Regions from separate parts of the Homo sapiens genome. Here regions 2 and 3 are each linked to region 1. A link is a loop called in an ENCODE intact Hi-C map of the cell type or tissue named here. Cell type or tissue: mammary epithelial cell. All regions are shown on one strand. Region 1 overlaps BMAL1 (basic helix-loop-helix ARNT like 1). Region 2 has its middle 28 kb from the start of BMAL1. Region 3 has its middle 68 kb from the start of BMAL1.

What was found. Hi-C counts contacts between places; a loop is a spot of excess contacts. Peaks named below come from ENCODE experiments on the same cell type or tissue, not always from the same donor. Only the 100,000 strongest peaks of a DNase experiment are listed, where the experiment ranks them.
Region 2: a loop joins it to region 1, with 9 times the contacts of the local background. A loop is called at or near these places in 20 of 110 quality-filtered maps.
Region 3: it touches region 1 in a loop (8-fold over the local background); 98 of 110 quality-filtered maps call a loop at or near these places.

The regions. Positions count from the first base shown.
Region 1 is chr11:13,330,575-13,338,574 of GRCh38, reverse strand. All of the region lies in intron 3 of BMAL1 (basic helix-loop-helix ARNT like 1), which reads right to left. Among named protein-coding and RNA genes, the nearest start is that of BMAL1, 57 kb to the right of the region's middle. RefSeq lists an enhancer at 142-311 and a silencer at 4,619-4,913. In mammary epithelial cell, a CTCF peak has its summit at 3,133 (motif pointing right); DNase peaks (open chromatin) are centred at 84, 3,144, 4,754, 5,704 and 2 weaker places; H3K4me3 peaks cover 261 bases; H3K27ac peaks cover 6,562 bases.
Region 2 is chr11:13,245,641-13,253,640 of GRCh38, reverse strand. No RefSeq gene overlaps it. Among named protein-coding and RNA genes, the nearest start is that of BMAL1, 28 kb to the left of the region's middle. In mammary epithelial cell, a CTCF peak has its summit at 3,437 (motif pointing left); no DNase peak of the experiment used is centred here.
Region 3 is chr11:13,205,998-13,213,997 of GRCh38, reverse strand. No RefSeq gene overlaps it. Among named protein-coding and RNA genes, the nearest start is that of BMAL1, 68 kb to the left of the region's middle. RefSeq lists an enhancer at 6,193-6,750. In mammary epithelial cell, CTCF peaks have their summits at 3,470 (motif pointing left) and 6,556; DNase peaks (open chromatin) are centred at 3,457 and 5,667; H3K4me3 peaks cover 605 bases; H3K27ac peaks cover 1,407 bases.

The DNA.
Region 1 (8,000 bases):
CATACCCATCCCTCCTCCCACCTACGGGGCAAGGATATCAAAAACCAGTAACAAGGACATGAATAACCAATGGGCTGGGGGAATGGCACATCTGTTCAATGGGTTAACTAAAAGTTAGCCAGGTGATCCTTTCTGTTTAAACGTGAACAACTGAAAACCTTTCTAAAATGCACTTGTCCATTTGCCTGGCAAGTGCACTTGGAGGAAGATGATGTAATCTATAACGAGTCTCGGGATCTTCCCAGCCCTAGATCTAAAATGTTCGTCTGAATGTATCCTGCCTGACCCCAGAAATAACTCTACAAATTCCTCTTAATGAAAATGAAATCGGCTTGTTTTTTTTCCTTCATTTGTCTCCTTCTGGCAAGAAGAATTTAAAAAAAAAACCCACAAACTTCAGTGATTTCAGTTTCATTTTTCTGAGCTTTGGATATAGTGAGTATCATGTGTCTGTGGGTCTGAACAGGCATGAGTCGTACAGCTCAAGGTCATTTTTCTGAGAAAATACTCAGTGCAGGAATCACAACAAAAATAACAACACAAAAACTATTGGCAGAAACCACACACCAGGCTTTTTTTTCATGCTAGTCAGTGTTGTTTCGTTTAGTTCTCAAAGAAGAACTAATTAATTGTGAGAGGGGTCAGATAAATTGCCTGAAATCCCTCAGCTCACAAGTAGGAAAGCCAGGGTTCAAACCCAGCTCTGTCTGACTCCAAAGCTCTGTGACAACTGAAGCAATACTACCTTTTCTGAGTTAAAACAAAACAAAATCTCTTATAAATCAATAAAAAGGCAAATACCTCAGTGGAAAACTAAGCAGAGACTATGAATAGGAAACCCCAAAAGATGAAACACAAAGACCAGTAAGTATACAAAAACATGCTCAATCTCATAACCGTCAAAATTTAATAGATAATATGCCACTTTCACTGCTCATATTAGCAAAGATTCTATTTAAAGATAATACCAGTATTAGTGAAGATGTGGTAAATGGGCAGGTCAGTACACTGTATATCTGAATATAAACTGATATATCTTTTGACAAAGTAATTTCATGCCTAAATTAAATTTTATGTTTAAGAACATCATCTCTTACATAGTACTCTTTTAATAGATATGCACTGGCATCTGTTAATATATCAATAGATATAAATAGATATACATTTAATAAATTTTCATTTAATTAGTATTCATTAGTGAACTGATATACATTGATATACATTGGTGAAAAAGGGTACAAACGTATATACACAATATTTCCCAGTCTTCTTATGTGTCTATAGAAAAAAGACAAAAAAAAATTCACCAGAATATTAAGACATCTCCAACTGGTGAGATGGGTCAGTTTTGTTTTAACGTTATAATTTCTCAATTTTCCATCTTTTTCTATATTGGACATGAATTATTTATATAATAAAATTTCATAAACACAGAAAGGACTGAAAGGAAACAAACCAAAATGCTGATAGTAGCTATCTTTGTGGGCTGAGATAATGGGTAGTGATTTTCATCTTTCAATTTCTCTACCTGTTTCAAACTTTCTCTTATGAGGTTGTGTTACTTTGAACTAAGCAGAACTATAAAACTTAGTAGTAAGTATTCAGATTTTCTGTAACTATATCAATATCATAGAAAAGATTTCAACTAGTTTCCAGATAGGAGTAACAAAGGACAGGGAAATCACACACCAGCTACCCTAGATGAAAGCCTTGGGAAATTTCCAACAGCGAGTGTTAAGGGACCAAAAGCTTACTGCCAGCCCACACATGACCACCAAGGCAGCATCTGACACTGGCACATTCACAGTTCGTGTTTGCCTTTTAGGTGTCGTGTTCAGTTCTGAACGCCTGGCTATCCATGGCATCAACCCAACAGGCACACAACACTGCTGCTCAGTACAGTCAGTGCTGGGCAGCATATTCCCTAGTGACGGTTGCTCTCTCCTGGGGATCCTCCTGGATGTCAGACCCTCGTGGTCCAACTGGAGAGCCCTCAGGTTTCAGGACAGGTAGAGGCCCAGGCTTGAGGCAGGAAGCTTCTGGTAGACTGACTTCAACCCACCCAACTTGGCCTACAAGTTGCCCCCACGAGAAGCCTCATTACCTCCTTGACTTTCCCTTGGACCTGCCCACAGCTCCCAGAGTCAGTCTGACTCAGGCCGAGGTGCAGGCAGAGGCCACAAAACAATCAAAACAAACTTAGTAAAGAGTGGGGAGCCTGGCTGGCTTTTCTTTCTTTAAAAGTCTATATGGGGACGCTTTTAAATATATATATGCACAGGTGGGAGGAGTGAAAAAAATAGAGATTGCAAAAATGAAAAAATATGACAATGGAAACTGTTTCAGGCTCTTTTAGGATCATATACTTTCTAAAAGGGACAGGGGAAACATCAAAACACCTCATTTCTCTGACAATGAATGCAGTTAAAAATTTGGACTTCTACTACATATCCTTATGTAAAAGGACATTTCTAGGAGCTATGAAACCATTTCTTTTCATTTAAAGTCTGTCTTAGGATTTTTCTAGCTAATTTGTAAGCATGTGCATGCATGCACGCACACACACTCTCTCTCTCTTGCTCTTTCATATTGTCAAAAATGCAATAAAAATATTTTAAATATGTCTTTAGCTCTCTTGAAATCTGTAAGTAATATAACCTTACAACACTTATAATTCCAAAAATAATCAATATAATGCCCTAACTGTAATACAAAGAAGAAAGGAAATATAGTTAAAAATAAGACAACATGTAAATCAATATGTAAGTATTGGGGCACCGCTACACCAGAAAACATCATGAAAGATATATGAAATGCTTGCACCTATTCATAACAAATAGGTAAATCTTATATACTTGGTAGCTGTGTTCGCAGAAAATTCAGTATATATTAAAAACATGCAAAAATTATTTGTGTTTATGTGTTAATTGGAGTCAGACTCTAGGCCCAGATAATTTTAAGCAGGGTTTTGCCCACAAGAATGCACTGAGCATTAGGCAGCTATGCAGATGTTGGGCAATCTTTTGTTCCCCAAGCATTATATCTAGCACCCCTGCCTTCCCCTCTTCCCCCAGTAAAAGCCTCGTCTGGGTCACTGTGACATCCAGATCACCCACACACATTCCCACGATGTCCTATAGGGGGCGCGAAGTACCCATTCAGAACCAGTAGCATTTCTACAGACAAAAAGAGGCAGAGAGGTTAGCTATTTACCCAAAACAACAGACAAAACCCAACAGCAGACAGGACTAGAATAAGAGAAGGAATAGACAGCGGAGGAAGAAGGAAGTTATTATTCTCATATTTATGTTTCTTCACTGCTAGACATCATGCCAAGGACTGTTATGTCCATGCAGAATCTCATCTAATCCTCCTGTCAATCTTCCAGGTTAGTAGTATTATCATCCCCATTTTTCAGATAAAGATATTACCTTTCAGGGAGGTGAGGTAACTCTCATAGCCCTATTTTTGGTAGAACCAGATTTTATCCAGTGCTTTTTACATTGCTTCAAGCTGCTCCCCTCCAGGTCTCTGAGTCGATGCCCGAGGGTCCCTCACTTTGCTGCTTAAATCTCTGGAAAATAGTGACCGGAATGCGTGCTATCTGGAAAGCAACTCACAAAGAGAAAGATGGTTCAATCCCAGCATCTCAGCCCTTCTGGCCCTGTCAGTGTATGGCTGTGGCCAGAAAAGCCCAGGCATCCCAGAGCACAGGAAGCAAAGACTCTGGATGAAGTCATGGGCCATCTTTCTCTAGACTCCTGGAAGAGCCTGGCTAGAGGCACCAGGGATCATTTCAGGAGAATGTGTATTTGGCACCTACATCCCAGTTTTGGATGGTAGGTGGTCATCACATCCTTCCACCCCCGTAACTGCTGGAGTTGTTCTCTGAGACTGAATATTGGATTAGGCACTTGAAGAGATGACCCAGTTTTGCAATTCTTAGGTACCTCTCTCCTTCTACTTTCTGGCCATAAAACCATGACTAAGCACTTTAAACAAGAAACCTATTGCTCAGGCACCATGTTCAGGAAAAAAAAAAAAAACATCAAGAGCCCTGTATTTGTCACCTTGATCTAAAGCTACCATTTTATGAACCCTGTGGGGCCTGGCAGAGCTACAGGATGAACCCATTTGTTGGGGACAGTGCAGATGCCTCTGCCCTGCAGTCTGTTCTGTCAAAACAAACTCTGAAGGTTTCACAGAAAATGGTTCAACTAAGGCTCCTGTCTAATGATTTCTTGCAAAATAAGTTAAAGCAGGGCCAGCCCAAGTCTAGTGCACCATGGGCTTATTTTTGGCACTATGCAGGAAAGGCTGTAAGATAGTCTTGCACCACAACTAAGAGCACGGGCTCTGGAGTCACACTGCCTAGCCCCAAATCTCTGCTCTGCTGCTTGACTGCATGGCTCGGGACAAGATGTGAGCCCTCGTTCCTTAGTTGCCTCATTGGTAAAATGAGGATGATGACAGGGCTCACCTCATATGGTGATTTTGAGTCATAAATAAGACAATTCACGTACGGAGCTTAGAACAGTGCCTGGCCCATGGCAAGCACTCTCTGGATACATGTTACCTTTACTGGGATTAATACTGACTGCCATGCCATAGAAAGAATGGCTGAAGGCACTGGAGAACATAAACCTTGTGGAGGGAGATAGAGTGGGTGGAGAGGGAAAGGATGTGGGTCCATGAGCACTACCTTCAAACTTCTAAGCTGGAATTGTGCCATGCCTACCGACCTTTGTTCTGTGTTGCCACAAAAAGCAGAACTAGGTCACTAAGGAAACACTGCCAAAAGGCAGATCTGCGGTCAGAATAAAGGAGGATTTTTAAGAGCCAAAGATGTCCATAAAGCAGGAGCAGGATGCCTGGTGCGGAGATGTCCGACTGGGGCTAGGGAACTGCCTGTCATGGGCAGCCACTGCGCAGATGGGATCCTCCTGCACTGGCGGGTGGTTAGAGGAAGTGACCCCTTATGCCCCTGCCCACTGGACCATTCTGTCACTTTGAAAATGAGTAAATAAGTGCTGATAGCCAGGGTGTGGCTGATCAGCCCGAAGGAAGGAGGATGGACTTTGCACCAGTCTTAACATACACAACCTTCAAAACTTTTACTTAATGCTCTCAGAACCACATCTGGTGGTGGCAGTGGTGACAGGAATGACCAGTAATGGCTCAAAGAACCAAAAGTGTTTCTGGAACACCTGCTGGTGCCAGACAATAATTCAGGGAATGTGTAAAATGACAGGGCTGTGACAACAAGCTATCAACATTTTCTTACTCTGGACGATTTAAAGACAGTATTGGCCGGGCGCAGTGGATCACGCCTGTAATCCCAGCACTTTGGGAGGCCGAGGTGAGCAGATCACCCGAGGTCAGGAGTTCGAGACCAGCCTGGCCAACATGGCAAAACCCCGTCTCTACTAAAAATCCAAAAATTAGCTGGGTGTGGTGGCATGTACCTGTAATCCCAGCTACTTGGGAGACTGAGGCAGGAGAATCACTTGAACCCAGCAGGCAGAGGCTGCAATGAGCTGAGATCACGCCACTGCACTCCAGCCTGGGCGACAGACTGAGACTCTCTCTCTCAAAGAAAAAAAAAAAAAAAAGACAGTATCGATGACTAATGCCATTACCTGGGGGCACACAATATAGAGTGATCAAGTCTGCCAACTCCATGGGCTATGACCGTGACAGGAAGCCTGGGGTCATTCCAGTTCGCAGGCTACTTCCCAGACTCCTCTCAGGCAAAGGTTTTAGTGTTCTTCAGCACCTCCTTACCACCGACCCACCCACACAACCCCTTGACCTGGATCTTACTCAAGTCAGTCTCCTGGCCGAGTCACACACAGGAAAAGTTGCTAGAACACAGTGAAATGTTCAAGAGCAAGAAATAAGAGAGAGAAAGAGGAGAATCTGCCTTTTGAAAATTGGTTCAGAGCTGGGGCAGCCTCCATCATGAAATAGTGTTAACTTTATTAACTACAGAAATAATTTTAAAACTAGAAACTATTTTACCAACAAGAAAAATTGCTAGCTTGTACTGAAATTATAATCCAGATCCAAGAAAAAAATGAAATTTCCAAACTAAAGCTCATCAGCCATTTTCCAAGTATTTCCTGTGCACTTGTTACTGCAAATTTATATGTTCTCAACTCTGAGAACTCGAAAGCAGGTAAGTGGCTGTAGGTATCAAAGATTAGGAAAAACAAATATGTGTAGGTGACCTTGGGGACATTCTGTGTACAAACTAATTGTTTGCTATCTGACAACACCTGGCACCATGTTTGAGAACCACTGTCCAGTCTGGCTAGGAACTCCCTGGGCAGGAAGATCAACCATCTCTTCTCAGAAAGAATGGATTCAATAACCCAAGGGCTTCAGCTTTGGATCCCAGCTGCTGGATCTGCCCACAGCCCTGATTCCTCCCTCCCCACCTCTGACCTTCTCTGTAGTAGGTGGTTCACATCCTAGCATGTCACTGTCTTTTACTCTCTGGTTGGTTGTCTGTCTGTAGCCAAATCCTAGTACGTCTTCCTCATCCGTAATCACTCCCCGTCGCTTGTTCCTCTCCATGCTAGCCGCTACAGCCTTAGTTTAGGCCCAGACCAACCCCGCCCGGCCTCTTCGCATCCTCTAAAACCGCTGGCCTTTGGTATCCCAACAGGTGACTTCTCCAGAGGCTTTCACAGTTTGCCCTCCCTAGCAAAGTTTTCCCTACGTCCCTCTGCCCCTTCCAGCCTCAGAAAGAGAAGTAACTCCCCAAAGCCCACTCCGGCTTAGGCACTGTGCCTGACATGCAGCCCAGGGCAAGAAAGAGATAGAGGTTCACCACACAGGCTGGCACCAGTCCACTGATATTGGCTACCAGAATGCTACTCAAAGATACAGAGGCTCAGAAAAAACCCACCATGATCAGTTATTATTCTTCTACCAGGGGTGGGGCCAGAGCATTGGGAACATAGCACTCATGCCACCCACTTGCTTTCCCAGAAAAGGGCAGGGTACTCCAGGGAACTTGGGATTGCCTGTCTCTGGCCTGTGCCCTGGTCCTATGCTCCCTTTCGTATTCCTATGAAATCACCTCAACAATCCATTCCCAGGGCTCCTCCAAAGTTGCAATACTTATCTTCACTGCCTCCTACCACCCACCACTGCATCATACTTACCTTCCCACTAACACATGGCAAATGTACTGCACCTTTTTCCATTAGAAAACTTCATAGCATCTCTATAAGCTTTTCCCAAGTGGGTCAGAGAGCAACTGATGTTACCTTTGCTTTGCTATCCAAATAGATTCCAAAATTCCCCACTCTCATTTTCTCTACCACTCAACTAATCTGTTATATACACATATCTTGGTCTGCTTATGCATGGGCTGATTGTTTGGCCATCTTCGTGCCTGTGTCTTCTAAGACTGTGAACCCCTGAAGGGTATCTGTTTAATACAGTAGCTCCAGTGAGCACAGCAGGGCACTGTCAAGAGAAGCACAGAGACTGCCGCCCCAGCCCACCTCTGCCATGACTCTTAATGGGACCCTAGGCAAGTCACTCCCTTGCCTAGGCCTCTGCTTCCCCACCTACAATGAGATATACTTAAAACTAGTGTCTCTCTGAAGGCCCACCTTGTAGCTCTAGTACACTACGACAACACAGGCAAAAAAGCACTGGGTTTATGTCTCTTCATGACTACGTGAGCAATAATCACTCAGGTTTAGGCTCAGCGAGATATCACAATACTGCGCCTTTGAGTGGCACAGAACTGCCATTGCAATGTGTGAAAACTCTAAAGTGGCTATTTAGTGCAATGGGATGGATGTTTGTGCAGCTAAGTATAATGGACAATGAAGAATGATTTTATCTCCTTTTGAGAACATAAGTATACTATTCTATATTTATCCCTCCCATCTCCTAATTTAGACAGGGAAGAACTTTTTCTGATCAGCACCCACTTGCCAATAATTTCGCTCTACATCTAAATGGAGAACAGGAGTCAT
Region 2 (8,000 bases), 85 kb after region 1:
GGCCAAACACATCAATATCAATGTATATTATAATGCCAGTTAGTAATCAATAAATACTACAAATAAAAAGCAAATAGAAAGTGATGGGGTGGGGATGCTGCTTATTTTCATCAGGGAAGTTCTTTTTGAGAAGATACCTTTGAGCAGGATAAAGAATCAAACCATGTGGATATTTGGGGAAAGAGAATACCAGGCAGAGGGAATGGCATATGCAAAGGCCCAGAAGTGGGAGCATGCTTGAGAAACAGCAAAGAGGTTAGTAGCTTGGGAATGCATCGAGTGATAGGTTGACAGTAAAGAGACAAGGCCAGAGAAGCAGCACCTCCGGATTGTGCTGTAAGGTATGGAAAAGGGTTTGGAATTTAATTCTAAGTGTGATGAGAAGCCTTTGGAGGGTTTCAGTCAGAGAAGCAACATTCCTATGGTTTGAATATTTGTCTCCTTCAAAACTTGTGTTGAAATTGAATCCCCAGTGTGGCAGAATTGAGAGGTGGGGCTTTTAAGAAGTGATTGGGCCATGAGAGCTCTGCCCTTATGAATGGATTAATCTATTCATGGATTAATGAATTAAAGGATTAATAGATTAATAGGTTATCATGGGAATGGAACTCATGGCTTTGTAAGAAGAAGAGAGTCTTAGCTGACACACACAGCCCCCTCACCTTGTGATGCCCTGCACCCACCAACAAGAAGGCCTTCACTAGATGTGGACCCTTGACCTTGGATTTCAGCCACCATAACTGTAAAAACTAAAGTCCTTTTCTTTATAAAGTACTCAGTTTTCAATATTCTGTTATAAGCAACAGAAAACCGACTAGGACAGACATGATCTGATATGCAGTTCAAAGGGTCCCACTGGTTGCCGTATGAAGAATAGACTGTAGGGGGCAAAGTGAAGACCACATAGTAATCTATGTCTCCCCGACATTCACAGGGTCTTGCCCACTCCATCCTCCCTTCCCATTCTCACAGCTGCTGCTCTGAGTTAACTCCCTGCATATCATACATGAATTATTCGTGTGACCTCATAAATGATCATCCTGCATCCTGCTACATTTATCTTCCAGTTGCACAAATTTGAGCAGGCTATTTCCTTGATGAAGACTCCCATTGTTCCCTACCTTATTTTCATTAAGTACAACTCTTTTAGCCTTATATTTAAGGTCCCTTCTTGCCACTAACTGCTTCTCCAACTGCTGTCTTTCGCATACCCCAAGCTCAAGTTACACTGAACTACTCAGTTTACCATATAAGCTTCTTGCCTCCTCACCTCCATGCTTTTGCTCAAGCTATTCCATTTTCCCATAAAGCCTTCTCTTGCCAGCCCTCATCTCTGTAAGGCTCGGATTTCCTGAGTCTTTCTTGATCACCCAGGCAAAAGTGATTCTTCGTACCTTTGGCCTCTTATACTTTCCTAGTGACATTAATCATTATCTACCTAAATTATAGCTCTTTATTGTACATGTCTTGTCTTCCCCACTAAATTGTAAATTCCTAGAGGTCAGGGTCCAAGTTGATATATTTGTGCACTTTCCATCCACAGTGCCTAGCCTGATGCTTGTAGTGAGTACACAACAGATATTTGTTGAATGAATGAATTTCTAGCCTCAGAGGATTTTAACAGTCTATTTAAAGAGACATAACCAAGTCCTAAAGCCATGCTAGTAGTATAATGGAGGAATACATTACGTGGCACATAGTCTATGGACTGTAGGAATTCAGAAGGAAGATCAATAGTAGGTGGATTGGTCAAGGACGAGCTTTAATAGTGAATGTTTCTGGAATGGTTACCACATTCCAAGTTCTAGGCTGAACACTTTACATGCATTATCTCACTCTTCTCAACTCCTCTATGCTACAGGCACCTCTATGATACTTTCTACATTTTAAATGTGTCGGCCAAAGTTTGTGTGTTGGAAACTTAATCCCCAGTACAACAGTGTTGAGAGGTGGGACCCTTAAGAGATGATTAGGTCATGAGGTTTCTACCTTCACGAATAGATTAATGTAATTATTAAAGGAGTGGATTTGTTATAACATTGAGCTCAGCCCTCTCTTGCTCTCTTTCTTGCTCTCTCTCACCCTCTCTTCTTCTGCTATGGGATAATGCAGCAAGAATGCCCTTGCCAGATGCCAGAACCTTGATATTGAACTTCCCAGCCTCCAGAACTATGAGAAATATATTTATGTTCACTATAAATCACCCCGGTCTGTAGCACTATGTTATAGCATCACAAAATGGACCAAACAATACTTATGTATAGATATGGAAACGAGGTGGTAAGGTGAAGTTATTTTCTCAAAGTCACAGTGCTATGAAATCTACAGAAGTGGGATTTGAGCCCATGCCTATCTGGTTAGATTATACCAATCGTTCCTCTTGTCTGCCTTTGAGAACAAAGGAAAGGCCGTGCTTAAAGATAGCATTTGCATTTTATCTACTATCTCATCAAAAGTGGATCTAAAACAGCTAAACATGAACTGAGCTATGCCTGAGAAGATGACTAGGGCTCGAAGATGAGGCAGGTGTTTTGGGTTAAGACAACAGTTTTTGTGGGCTAAAAAGAGTAAACCTGTTCCTCGATGACAACAGACTGATCTGGCCAGTTGGAAGATGTGTTTAGGGACTAGTTTACTGGGTAAGTGGAGACAGTGTGTGGAAGGTATTGAATGCCAAGTAGAATGGTTGAGTGTTGATATTCCAGGACACAAGAAGATATTGTAATATTTATGAGTAGGGTCAGGACATAACTCTATTCAAAGAACGTTCATTGGGAAAGATTTTGCACTAAGCAGATGGCTGGAACTGTAGTATTCCCTGAGAAAGCTCTTGCTCTCAAAGAGCTAACAGTCCTTTGGAAGAAATAGCCCATAGAATTCAAACAAAGCACAGTAGAGACAGCCGAAGAACAAGAATTTTAACAGAGCATCAGAAAGAACTTCCTAAAGGCTATGGCACTTGAATTAGGCCTTATAGAGGGGTGGAAATGGAAGAATAGACAATGGGGCCTGCTTCTGAGCTAAGGGAAGGTGGCATTTAGAGAAGATTACCCAGTAATTGTGTACTGGCTGGGCTATTAAGCAGTCTCTAACACGTTGAGATTTCTGGGGGAGAGATGCACTTAAGGCCAGAAATCTATCTACACAGGTAGCAGTTCGTGTGAAAAAGACATAGGAGTCTTAGCATTCAGCAAGTTCAATGGGAGAATGGAGATGCTTCAGTGTCAAAGGAGCTATGCTAATCTTCAGCTGCCTTAAAAGACGTTCAGTGTTGCACATCCAGATCCCAGACTATATCTGGAGAATTTTTTCAGTTTTGGTGGCCATGCTCTCCACCTTATGGTTCACAACTGGGGGTGTTTTTGACCCTCAGGACATTGGCAATGTCTGGAGACATTTCTGGTAGTCACAATTGGAGCGAGTGCTACTGGCATCTAGTGGGCAGAATGCAAAGGTTTTGCTAAACATTCTATAGTATGCAGGGCAGCCCCCACTCCCCATGACAAAGAATTACTTAGGTCAAATGTCAATAGTGCCAAGCATGAGAAACCCTTCTCTAGTTGATGAGGCAACTAGAGCATGGTTAGTGGAGGGAACAGTTTTTAAAACAGTGTTACTAGGAAAAATTGAAGAAACTGGTGATTATCCTGGAGATTTAGGGACCTGAGAAATATCTTAGAAAAGTGAAAGAACTGAACCATCCAGAGCAACTGCCCAAGTTTCTACCAACATTCACCCTAACCACTGTGATAAGGTCCAATCAGATCCAATGTTTGGAAAACTAAGAAAGTCAATTTTAATAGCAAACACTTGTATAGCATTTGCTGTATTTCAGGCACTATTCTAAGAGCTGTACAGATATCAACACATTTAATTGTCACAACAAACCTATAAAACCCATTTTTCAAATGGAGAGACTGAGACACAAAGAAGTAGGTAAGTAACTTGCCTAAGATCACAAAGCTGAGAGTGGAAGAGCCAGAATTTGAGCCCAAACAGCTGTACTCTTAACGACTGTTCAATATTGCTTTGCTGTACTGGAAAGGATGCTATTGTAAAGAGACAGACCTGGGCTCAAATCCCAGCTTTGCCACTTACTAGTTTGTAGCCACAGGCATGCCACTTAACCTCTCTGAATCAATTTCTTTATCCTGCATGATAAGGGTGTCTGATAGTAACATGATAAACATTTACTAGGTTCTTCTGCACTGTGATGAATGTACACTCGTGTTGTTTAATGACAGGGATGTGTAACTGAGAATAGTTAGGCAATTTTGTCATTATATGAACATCATAGAATGTACTTAAATAAACCTACATGGTGATAGCCTACTACATACCTGGGCTATGTGGAATAGCCTATCGCTCCCAGGCTACACACCTGTACAGCATGTTACTATACTGAATTCTATAGGCAATTGTAACACAATGGTAAGTTTCTGTGTAACTAAACATAGAAAATGCTTAGTATAAATATGGCATAAAAGATAAAAAATGATACACATATATAGGGCACTTGCCACAAATGGAGGCTGCAGGACTGGAAGTTGTTCTGGGTGAGTGGTGAGTGAGTGTGAAGGCCTAGGACATTACTGTACACTACTGTAGGCCTTATAAACACTGGACACTTAGGCTACAACAAATTTATAGGGAAATATTTTTCTTTCTTCAATAATAAATTAGTCTTTCTTACTGTAACTTTTTTACTTTATAAACTTTTTAAATTTTAAAACGTTTTGACTTTTAAAAATGGCACTTAGCTTAAACCACAAACACATTGTACAGCTGTACAAATATTTTCTTTCTTCATATCTTTATTTTATAAGGTTTTTCCACTTTTAATTTTTTCTTTTTTACTTTCTAAACTTTTTTATTAAAAACTAAGACACAAACATACACACATTTGCATAGGACTACACAGAGTCAGAATGTCAAGATGTCACTAAGTGTGACATTATACAGATATAAACATATGTATGGAAAATGTACATATTATATAAATAACATACATACAGATAAAACATATATATTTTCAGCTCCATTATAAGCTCATGGATCACTGTTGTATATTTGGTTCCTCATTGACTGACATGTTGTTATACCGCATGACCACATTTATTATCCTCATTTCATACTCATGGAATTACATGGTTTAGAGACATTGAATGACTTGTCCAGGGTCACACAGCTAGGAATTAGAAGGTCAAGATTTAAATCCATATCTTTCTGACTCCAGAGCCTGTTTTTTAATGACAAATTCATTATATTTGCAAGCTCATGATGATAATAGTATGAGAAGGCATAAGAAAATTGCTGGGACACCGTAAGCAATTAATAACTGCTTATTATTAGATTAGTAATCGTAGTTATCATGTTTATTACCAGCTCAATCAGATGTGTAGACAGTAGCACATATTCTAGCTAAAAGGACAAGATCAGCAGAAAATGGATGATGCAGTAGCTTGTGTGTAGATCACAATCCCCCAGCCAGCTGTTCCATAATCCTGAGCTTCAGTCTCCTGGTGAAGTGCTGTCATTTTTGATTCATTCGTCCTGCTGTCTGTATGGTCTACTATTCATAGAACAGGAGTGGGACGAGCAGGGATAGTGTGAGGCTATTTAATGTCAAGGTTCCATGGCCCATACATTTCATAGAGTCTGCTTAGTCATAATTTAAAAAAACCATGAATATAGTGCCTTGCACAAAACCAGAAAAGCCACCACACACTCACAGACTGCACTGAGAATAGAACCGCAGCTCACCTGATGGTTAATTCCACCCAGGAAGGATTTCATCTTAAAACAATTGCCTGAATTCGTTGCAGGGAACACTGTGAGTGTTTTCCACAGAGGGGGTGGCATCTGCCTAGCAATTAGAAAGGCTAGAGGGCTGGCAGCACTCAGAATCTGCCTGCAGTGGATTCTTAAACATGAAATTGTGGCCAAAAGGATGTCAGACAGGAAGAGACCAGAGAACTGCTTGGATTATATGTGATGGCAGTAGGTACAAAGGGCACTGGGAGACTTGGGTAGGGGCCACTAACTGCCTACTTGGTGGCGAGTGATCAGAGAAACTTAGGGAGGGGATATTTGAGCTGGATCTTGATGGATGAATAGAAGTCTGCCAGGTGGAGAAAGGGGGCGGGTATATAGACAGGAGAGAACAACAATACTACAAATTTTTGTGACCTGGGAGAACATGGCACTCCTGAAATTCTTTGTGACTGATGGTGGCAGGAGCCCAGGGAGAGGAGCATGGCATGAGGGAGATAAGGCTGGAAATATGGGTTGGATTCAGCTCACAAAGGGCCTGTAGCCCCACAAAGGCTTCTGGACATTGTGGTGTAATGACAAGGATTTCTGGCAGTGCAATCTGAGGAGAAACAACTCCGGGGGTTTAGAGTGAGTCAAACCTGGTTTTGAATCTGAGTTCCATTACTTACTGGCTGTGTGGCTGAGGACAAGTGACTTTGCTTCTCTGAGTCTCAGTGCCTGTGTCTATAAGATGGGGTCATCATGTCCACCTCACATACAGAGGTGTTATTTGGATGAAACAAGGTAAGGTATAAACTCCTAACATAGCCATGGCACATCATAGCTCTTGGTGAATGCTAACTCCCCCTTTGTTTCCAGTTGGGCAGAGTTTCAATCAGATTTCTATTTTAGAACAATAACTCCAGTGGATTGCCCTTGGAGGGGTGGGGCTGGGGGGACTGGAGGCAGATAGAAGACTCAACTCTGGGAGTGAGTTGCTTTGCTGGTCTCAATATGTAAATGCTGAGTTCTAATAGCTTCAATTTCAGGAGTTTACATCTTCATTAACAGAACCAATATCCTTCTCTAAGAAGACTGGACAATGAATGAGCCAGCTTAGCTGCCTCAGTTTCTCCAACGTGAAGAGACCAGTCTGAAGGGACACAGTTGAAGCAAGTTCAAGTTTATTTGGCCATGTGTACTTGATCTCTTGTTTTCCATTTCATTTTTTCGTTTGTTCACTCATTTAGCAAACATTTACTGAGTGCCAATCATTAAATGGGCTGGGTGGGTGTTGGGGATATAGTTGTTCACCTTCCCATCTGTGTGATTTTGTATGATCAGATCTTGAAGGAACAGTGATCCCGTCTCTTCCTAGTGCATGCACATAGCTGCGGCTTCCCATTGGCCAGTTAGACACATCCCTGAACTTTGTGGAAGATAATGAGTAGAACAGAGAACATGGCTCAGGGGAGATTCCTGCTGGAGAATTACTGAACCATGCTACACTTTATCAAGCTCTATTTTCTAGAATTTCAGCACAGCATTTTGAATCTAGGACCAGAGATCCTGAACTCTTGTCGTTCTGAGAAAGAGTTCAAGAAAAGATAAATGAAAAGGAATAGTTGGACCGAGTGCTGGGGCTCATGCCTGTCATCCCAACACTTTGGGAGGCCAAAGCAGGAGAGCTGCTTGAGGCCAGGAATTCGAGATCAGCCTCATCAGCACAGTGAGACCCCATCTCTACTTAATTTATAAATTTTAAAAACAAGTAGCTGACAGGTGATAAAAAAGAAGGCAGTCCTGGCTTCTTAGTACTGACTGAACTTTTGGAAATATAACCAGAGGGTTAAGTTAATTCCACTATTTGATTAATCTAAAAATCTTACCTCAAGTTAAGGGAATTTAGAGAATTAACCAAGAAAAGCAAACAACAAAACAACAGCAAACCGTATCAATGAGGTTAAACAGCAACACCATTACCAAAATAAAATATGTCAAAACTTTGTGATGTCAAAACTGCCACATCTCATTAAGACATTCTAAAACGCTCGCTTTTCCCTCCTGAATCCATACCACTGTTTGTTCCTCTTATGGACCATTCTAAGAGCCTCCTAATAGTTTGGCCACTATGGCAGCAACAAGCCCCCATCCATACTTTATGGAGTCTTCAGAGTCCCCAGAAGGAGAGAAGGACCCTGGCTGCTCCCCGACTCTCAGTCCCCCTCAGAGGAGTGTCCTGCTCC
Region 3 (8,000 bases), 120 kb after region 1:
CTTGTAAGATAGTAGGATTGTGGTAAGGTTTTTTAAATTTCACGGTTTGAGCATTATCTCCATGTTATTATAGACTCAGCTTCTTGAGTCTACCGTCACCTGGGCTGTGTATGTGGTCAGCAGTCCTAACGCTGTTTTCAATCTGTCTAGCTTTGATGTTCCTAGAGCTTCCTAGAGTAAGAGACCACCCCATCTGCAGCCAGTAGACCTGTGCACACACCCTCCTTGAAGAGACAGTTGATACAAAATCTTCAATGCTGGCCGTCCCTGTTTTAATCTGCCAAAAACCCAAGCCTAAATCCTCTCAGCTATCCCTTCCCTAATGATGCATCCTTTTTAAAAATTTTTTTCTTATTTTCTTATTTATTTATTTATTTTTGAGACTTGCTCTGTCACCAGGCTGGAGTGCAGTGGCGCAATCTCGGCTCACTGCAACCTCCGCCTCCCAGGTTCAAGTGATTCTTCTGCCTCAGCCTCCCAAGTAGCTGGGATTACAGGCACATGACACCACCCCCAGCTAATTTTTGTATTCTTAGTAGAGACGGGGTTTCACCATGTTAGCCAGGATGGTCTTGATCTCTTGACCTTGTTATCTGCTCCCCTTGGCCTCCCAAAGTGCTGGGTTTACAGGTTTGAGCCACCGTGCCCTGCCTTTGCCCTAGCCCCTGACCTACAAAGCTCTTATGACTGAGCCCTCTGGAATTGCTTGTTCCATAACCACCAAACCACCCCTAGATCTTCAACTTTTTCTCTGCTCCTTCCTGATACAACAGGCTGGCTTGCCCTAAAGACACCATGCATCCCTCTGCCCTCTACAGCCATAGATTGGAAGGTGTTGTCACTGTCCGCCTGGTTCCCAAGTGCTGTATCCACAACATTGTTTCTGTAACCACTGAGGATCATGCTGTTTTGCTCTCTTGTCCTCCATGTTGCCATCATCTTCCTGCCCACCACCACCTTTATGCCACGGAAGACTGGAGCACCTCTCTTATGGTCTTCCTTTGCATCTGTTTCTTCCATTTCCTTCCCTGTGAAGCTCCTCCAAAAAGCTGTCTCTCCTTACTGTCTCTATTTTTCGTCCTCTCTCCCTCTCCCCTCAGCAATTTTGTGCAGGCTGCTGGTCCCACAGTCACCAAAACAGCTCCAGGTCACGTCACTGATGACCTCCATGTCATGAAATTTAAGGGACATTTTTCTGGCCTCATATTCCTCGCCTTCTCAGCAGAGACTGCCAGTGTTGATCATTTACTCCTACTGGAAACGTTCTTCCCTCGGCTTTAAAAATGAAATGTTCTCCTGGTGTCTTCCCTAGTTTTCCTGTATCCTTTGCAGGCTTACACGTCCCATTCTCATCATCAAATACTGGTGTCCCTCCCTTTTCTTACTCTGTAATCTATTCCTAGGTGATCACATCCTCACCCACAGCTTCAGATATCTGTAGAGGACCTAGATGATTGTATTTCCAGACTCAACCTCTTCTCTGAGTTCCAGGTGTGCAGATCCAGTTTTTGATTTGATATTTTCATTTGGAAATCCCAAAGGCAGCTCAAACTCAACAGACCCCGAACCAAACCCATAATCTTTTACCACATACCTCCTCCTCTTTCAGAGTTCTCTGTCTTAGAGGGTGGTACCACCGTGCATCCAGGTGCACAAGCCAGAAACCTAAGAGCCATTGCTGGTATCTCCTTTTTTGTACATCCTGTCTTCAATTTACCACCAAGGGCTGTTTCTTTTCCCTCCTAAAAGTTTCTCAAGTTCACTGTTTTTCTTGATTTCTCTTGATCTCCAACAAGTAGAAGCCTTCGTCCAAGTCAACATTATTATTTTCAAGGACTATTGCTATCACTTCTCAACTGGGCCATCCTGTATCTAATCTGAGTCCCTTCAGTCCAGTCTCGAGAGAGCACCTGTGGTCATCTTTTTGAAGTAGCTATCTAATTATGTCATCCTCTGCTTAAAACCCATGATGACTCTTCATTTCTTTTAGGACAATGACAAAACCTTTACTATTGCCTATAGGTTTCCTCTCGCCTTTCCGCCCATGTCATTCTCTCTTCTCTAGTCACTCCAGCCTTCTATCCCTTCTTCATACTCCCCTATTTTCCCCTTGCCACAGGGCCTTTGCAGAGCACTTCCTTCTACCTGGAATATTCTTCATACCCCTGGTTTAGTCAACTTCTACTTATGCCTCATATATCATTGCAAGCATTACTTTATTAGGGAAATCTTTCCTGATTTCCCTAAAAAAGTCAGGTCACATTTATCTTTTATGAAGTTTCATAACACCATGCATGTACTTCTTCATGGCACCAATAGCAATAGAGAATTATATTATAGTGTCATTATTTGAGTAGTGGTTCTTTCTCTCACTGACAGTAGAGTCCTGGGGAGGTAGGAATCATGTATGATTTTGAATTAACATTGAGTCTGTAGCACAATTAGTACTTGAGCACCCAATTAAAAATAACAGCCTCCATCATTCTTTTTTTAATAGTTTTCTTTTTTCTTTTTTATAATCTTTTATTCTTTTTTCATAGCAGTTATAATCACTTGCCATATATGTGTGTATGTATATGGCAATAATATATATGTATTTATTTCCTTTGTTACATTGAAAGCTTCATAAGGGCAGAGAATTTGTCACTGATTTATTTTTTCCCAGCACCAAAAACAGTACCTGGCACTTGATGGTCATTTCATAAGTAGTTTTTGCATATGTAGCATTTAATAAATATTTGTTCAAAGAATAAATATATTTTGTGTAATAATAATAACAGCCACCCTCACCAGCAATATGATGGTACTTAATTAGCCCACCTAGCTTTATGCAATTGTATGTCTATATTTTCCATAAATTTATTATGTAAAGTTATAATAATTACTACCAAATTTATCAAAATAACTACATTAATATACAAAATTCAACCTTTACTATAGTCAGTAGTCAAGGTAACTTGTTTATCTGCTCATATACCCTTAAAATAATTTATGAATCCATTGCCCCAGAAGAGGAAAATCAAATAATGATGAACATCCAATCCATGATTGCAGTTAGATCTGTTAAGGAATTATTATCTGTCTCCTCCAGGGTAAGTGTTCTTTTGATCAGCCCTGCTACATTTCCCTTCGAAGAGGTCTTATGAATATTCACTGCCACTGATATGAATGGAAATGCTCATTTTCCTCAAAAAGGAAGGCAGGTTGGCAAATAACAAAATTGGCCATAGTAAGGATGGACTGAAGAGGGTGGAGGATGGACTAAGAGGGTGAAGGATGGTGGTTGGAAAGGCAGATGTCTAGGACTTGAAATCCTCACAGGACTGCCTTTATGTCTTGTACTGCAATCAGGCAGGCAAAAGAGTGGCTTGGGATGATGCTCCCAGCTTCCCAGTTTCTCCAAATCCTTACCTCTGCGGCTTCCTTCTGCAGTGGCCTAAGAAATCTAGGTTACTTGTGCCACCTGCTGCCCAGATTGTGGATGACTTGCTGACATGCATACACACCTCTTGGGATTTTGTTTGTTTGTTTGCTTCAAGCAATTTTTACCCAGCTCACTCCTTATCCATGGCTTTCTGACTTTCTTGTTTTCTTTTTTTTGTTGTTGTTCTTTACAGAGATAATCAAGGTAAACTGACTTTCTCCTCCTCTTGTCCTTGGAGCACACCTTCTGAGCTATGAATATACGTGAAAGCATGGTCTGGGAGGGTGCTTTGGAAAAAACTGGGGCTCACAGCTTCCACATGCTGTTCTCATTTCTGACCATGTTTTAACCTCTTGTTTCCATTCAATGCACTAATGGCCTTGGGTAGGCCCTGCTGGAACAAAGATGAATGAGACGTGATTCTGCTCCCCAAGGAGCTCATAGACTACTGGGAAGGGGGAGTGTAGATACATAAACAAATAATTAAAATTCAATGTTATGATAGGGACAATACAGACACAGAGGGAGATGTAAAGTCCACTGATGGGAACCAGCAGAGCTTTGGAGAGGAGATGCTGCTTACCTACTCTCTGAGGGATGGGCTGGGGTTCAGAAGGTGGAAAGGAGGACTGGCGTTTTAGGGAGGTGGAATGGCATTTGCAAAAGTAGCGGGGAAACAGCCTATTTGGGGAGTAGTGAGAAGTAATTTGGTAACCACTGTTAACATTTTCTCATAGGTCCTTCCAGGCTTTCTGACATGCATTTTCCTGTGTATATTTGTGAATGGATGAGTGTGTGTGTGTGTGTGTGTGTGTGTGTGTCTGTGACTTGCCTTCATTTCACTAAACATTGTATGTTAGAAGTCTCTCCGTGTCAGTAAAGAAAAGCTCCTTCATTTTTTAAAACTTCTGTAGTGTTCTATTGTGTTGATCTATTATAGTCCCTCTTTAATAGACCGTTTAGGTAGTTTCCAGTTTTTCACCTCCTATGTGTATCTTCGTGAACCAATGTCTAGAGAGGAAGTTGCTGAGTTAAAGGGTACCTACATTTAAATATTGACTGCTATTACTTAATGACCTCCAAAAAGGCTTTACCAATGTATACTCTTCATGGAGTGGCTAAAGTATGTCATGGCCTAGTAAGTCTTTCACATTTTCCCCTTTCTGCCTTAATCCATGGCATAATTTTCCTCTCCCGAAAATAATGATCCTGACAGCAATCCTACATGTATGGAATGAGTTGCCCCCATTTTACAGATGACAAAAAACGGAGGATCAGAGGAGTTGGGTCTTATCCACAGTGCCCCAGGGAGTCAGAACCAGAACTAGAACTCGGGCCTTCAGAATCCTAAAGCTTTTTCTACTATGTTGCTAGGCAACACTTCTCCCTTTTGATTCTTGTGCCAATGCTACTTGTTGCCATGGTACTGCTGGGACAAGGAGCAATAAGTTGTAATTAAGCAGTGAGCTAGAATCTTTGCTCCTAGCAGAAAAGGTTTTGTTTTGCCCTTATGTGTGGGTGGACAGGAGATAAGGCCACCAGGGCTGCACTTGGTGCAGAGAGGGGCAGTTGGAAGAAGCCAGCTGATTATCATGTAGGTTTCATGTGAGGGCGGATGTTCATCTTCACTTTGCCCATTTGAAACCATGTTTGCCCAGAAATGCCTGGATGGGGGTGCTGTGTGGGGTCCCTGCCTAGACACTGGCTTGTCAAAAATCAGCATCCAACTTCAGTGTGTGCCTTCTCAGTCTAGAAGAAATAGGGGCCTCGTTGTTAACAGCACCATTCTGGAATCAGACAGGTCTGGGTTCAAATGCTGGTTTTGCCGCTTACAGAAATTTACCAACATTTTCTGATTCTCAATTTCCCTGTCTGAGTGGGGACAATCAGGGTGACCTCGTAAGGTGTTCTGTGTATTGAGTGAGAAAATGGGGCTAATCACTTAGCCAAATGCCTGACATTAACTACCATTTGTTAAGCGATCAGTGCATGTAGCCAATGCTAGCGTTTTATTTTTATCATTCACCCACCCGTTCTTCTTTGTATGCTTTGCAGTAATCAAAGGGTTTCCAAAACATCTTTAGTATTCCATCACTCAGTGCTGAGTTGAGGGATTACGAAAGCTCATCATGTTTTTCTCTTTAGACAAGAACACTCAAAAACAGATTTTCAAAAGATTTGATGTAGTGAAGTTCTGCACCTCAGAAATGTGTGTTATCTGCCCCAGGAATGAGTCATCGGTAGTAGGAGGAAAAGTGAAACTGTTTTTCAAAGGCGACACAATGGAAATTGCACAATTCAAATTACTGCAATTGCCTTTTCAGCTGAATCCAAGGAAATGTTTTGTTTTTTTTTTTTTCAATTCATTCAGTTGACTTTTTGAACACTTCTTATTTGTCAGGCCCCATGCAAGGGGTGAAAAGATGAATAGAACATGGCCCCTGCCCAGGGAGTTCACAGTTTAGTAGGGGAAGAGGAATTTGAAATAATTACAGCAATGCGATAGCTGCTGTGGTGAGGTCTGTGGATGGCGTTGCGGGGACACTAGAGCAGGAAGTCCTTAACTCGGGGAGAGAGGGAAGTCGGGAGAGAGAGGAATATCGGGAAACACTTCACAGAGCTGGTATCAGCTGGGCTAAGTCTAAAAAGATAAGGGCAATCAGCAGGCAGAAGGCACTTGGGCAGAGAAAATGGTGGGGAAGCGGGAGAGAGCACGGAGCCTTCAGATCTGGGTGGGGGACAAGGCTGGAGGAGCAAGCGCCTGCACCCACAGGCCTGGCCCTGTGCTGCATAACTCACTCCTTCTAAAAGCACCCCCTGCTCCCTCCCATTCTTGCAGTGCTCACTACTTTCCTCCTGCTCCTCAGGTTTGCTGTCTCTGCTCCTACCCGGCCCCTCCTCCCCTGCATTCTTACCCTGGGCTTCATCTTCTTTCTTCCTGTCACACCTGAAACTCCAAACCCTTACCTTTTACATCCCTTGCAAAGATGTTCCAATGATCCTCGATGCTACAGGGTAAATATTTCACTTGTTCTGGTCTTTTGTGCAACCCTCTCATCAGGCATAGAACTTAATTCTAGATTTGCACCCATTAGAATACGAATCTCACCCCAAGGCAGCCAGGAGGAGCTGTCTCCATTGCAAACGCACTGATTCCTTTATTCCTTCTCCTAGGTGTGTCCTGAGGACATGGCTCAGCTACTAGACTTTTTTTTTGGTTTTTGTTTGTTTAATTCTTTGTCCTTTAGAGATAGGGTCTCTCTCTGTCACTCAGGATGGGGTGATCACAACTTACTACAGCCTTAACCTCCTGGGCTCAAACCATCCTCCCACCTCAGCCTCCCGAGCGAGTACACTTTTGATGCGGGAGAGGCCTCGTCATTTGCAAGTGAGGCAGAGCAGTGCCACTTCCAGCTGACCACGTGGCCTAGGAGGTAAAGACCTAGGCCATCCAAGTATGTTGGGGTTCCAGCTGTGTCTGAGGTGGGGATGTGACTTTGTGTTTCCCCACCTCTGATTAGTGGGAGTGTGCCAAGGTGCCTTTCATTGTTTCTCCTGGGACAGAGAATCAGACAGCTACTACTCCACAGAGTTCTCGTTGCTGGCCCAGGCTCTTCTTTGGAATGAAACTGTCTGCAATGTAGATGCAATTCCAGGAATAATTATAAACCAATCCACAATGAACTGTCCCTGAAGACTGAGATGCCCAGGTGCTTGTGAGTGGCTGCTGGTCTGACCATTTGGATGCCTCTCTGAATAAATTTACCCTAGCAGGGCCAGGCTGCATGCATCATTTTACATATTGCTTACTATTGTGAAAACACATTTTTATATTCTGGCTTTTTACACTTAATAATACGTTAATAAATTTTTCCATCTTGTAGGCTTTCTAGTTGTCATATTTAATTACTTCATAATATTTAGGTGAGTGAATTGATCATAATTTACTAACCTTTCGGCCCACAACTGAATATTTAGGCAGGTTCTAATTATTTTGTTAGTGTGCTTAATACTTCGAGGAACATCTTTTTGTTTATGTTGATTAATCTCCTCAGGATAAATTCCCATGAGTAGAATTTCTAGTTCAGGAAGCCTAACCAACACTTCTGGAATGCGCTTCCATTCTCATCTCACCTAACCGCTCTGGTTTTATGCTTGATTAGTTACTAGAATGGGATAGAAGGAAAAAGGAAGTAAGCAGAGATTCTGGGGTTCTTCCAAAAGTCAGGCTCACTTAGATATGGGAGACTTGGGGCCACCAGATAGCTGTGTGGGGAGACATGGTACTAAGAGATCAGGGAGAAAGACACACATCAGAATGACACAGAGATAACCATAGTCTCTGAATTAGTCAGAAGAGGCTAACGATGGCAGCAAATAGCCCCAAGCTTTAACTACAAGGAATAAATTTATTTCTTGCATAGGGATAGATGGGGCAAGGGACCTTCATTCAGGCTATTTCATACCGAGACATCCCCCTGCTCTGGGTCAGAGGGATCTTCTCCATGCAGATGGGGAAAGAGCAAGTATCACACTGGGGAGATTTCACGGGTCAGGCCTGTTAGTGGTCTACATC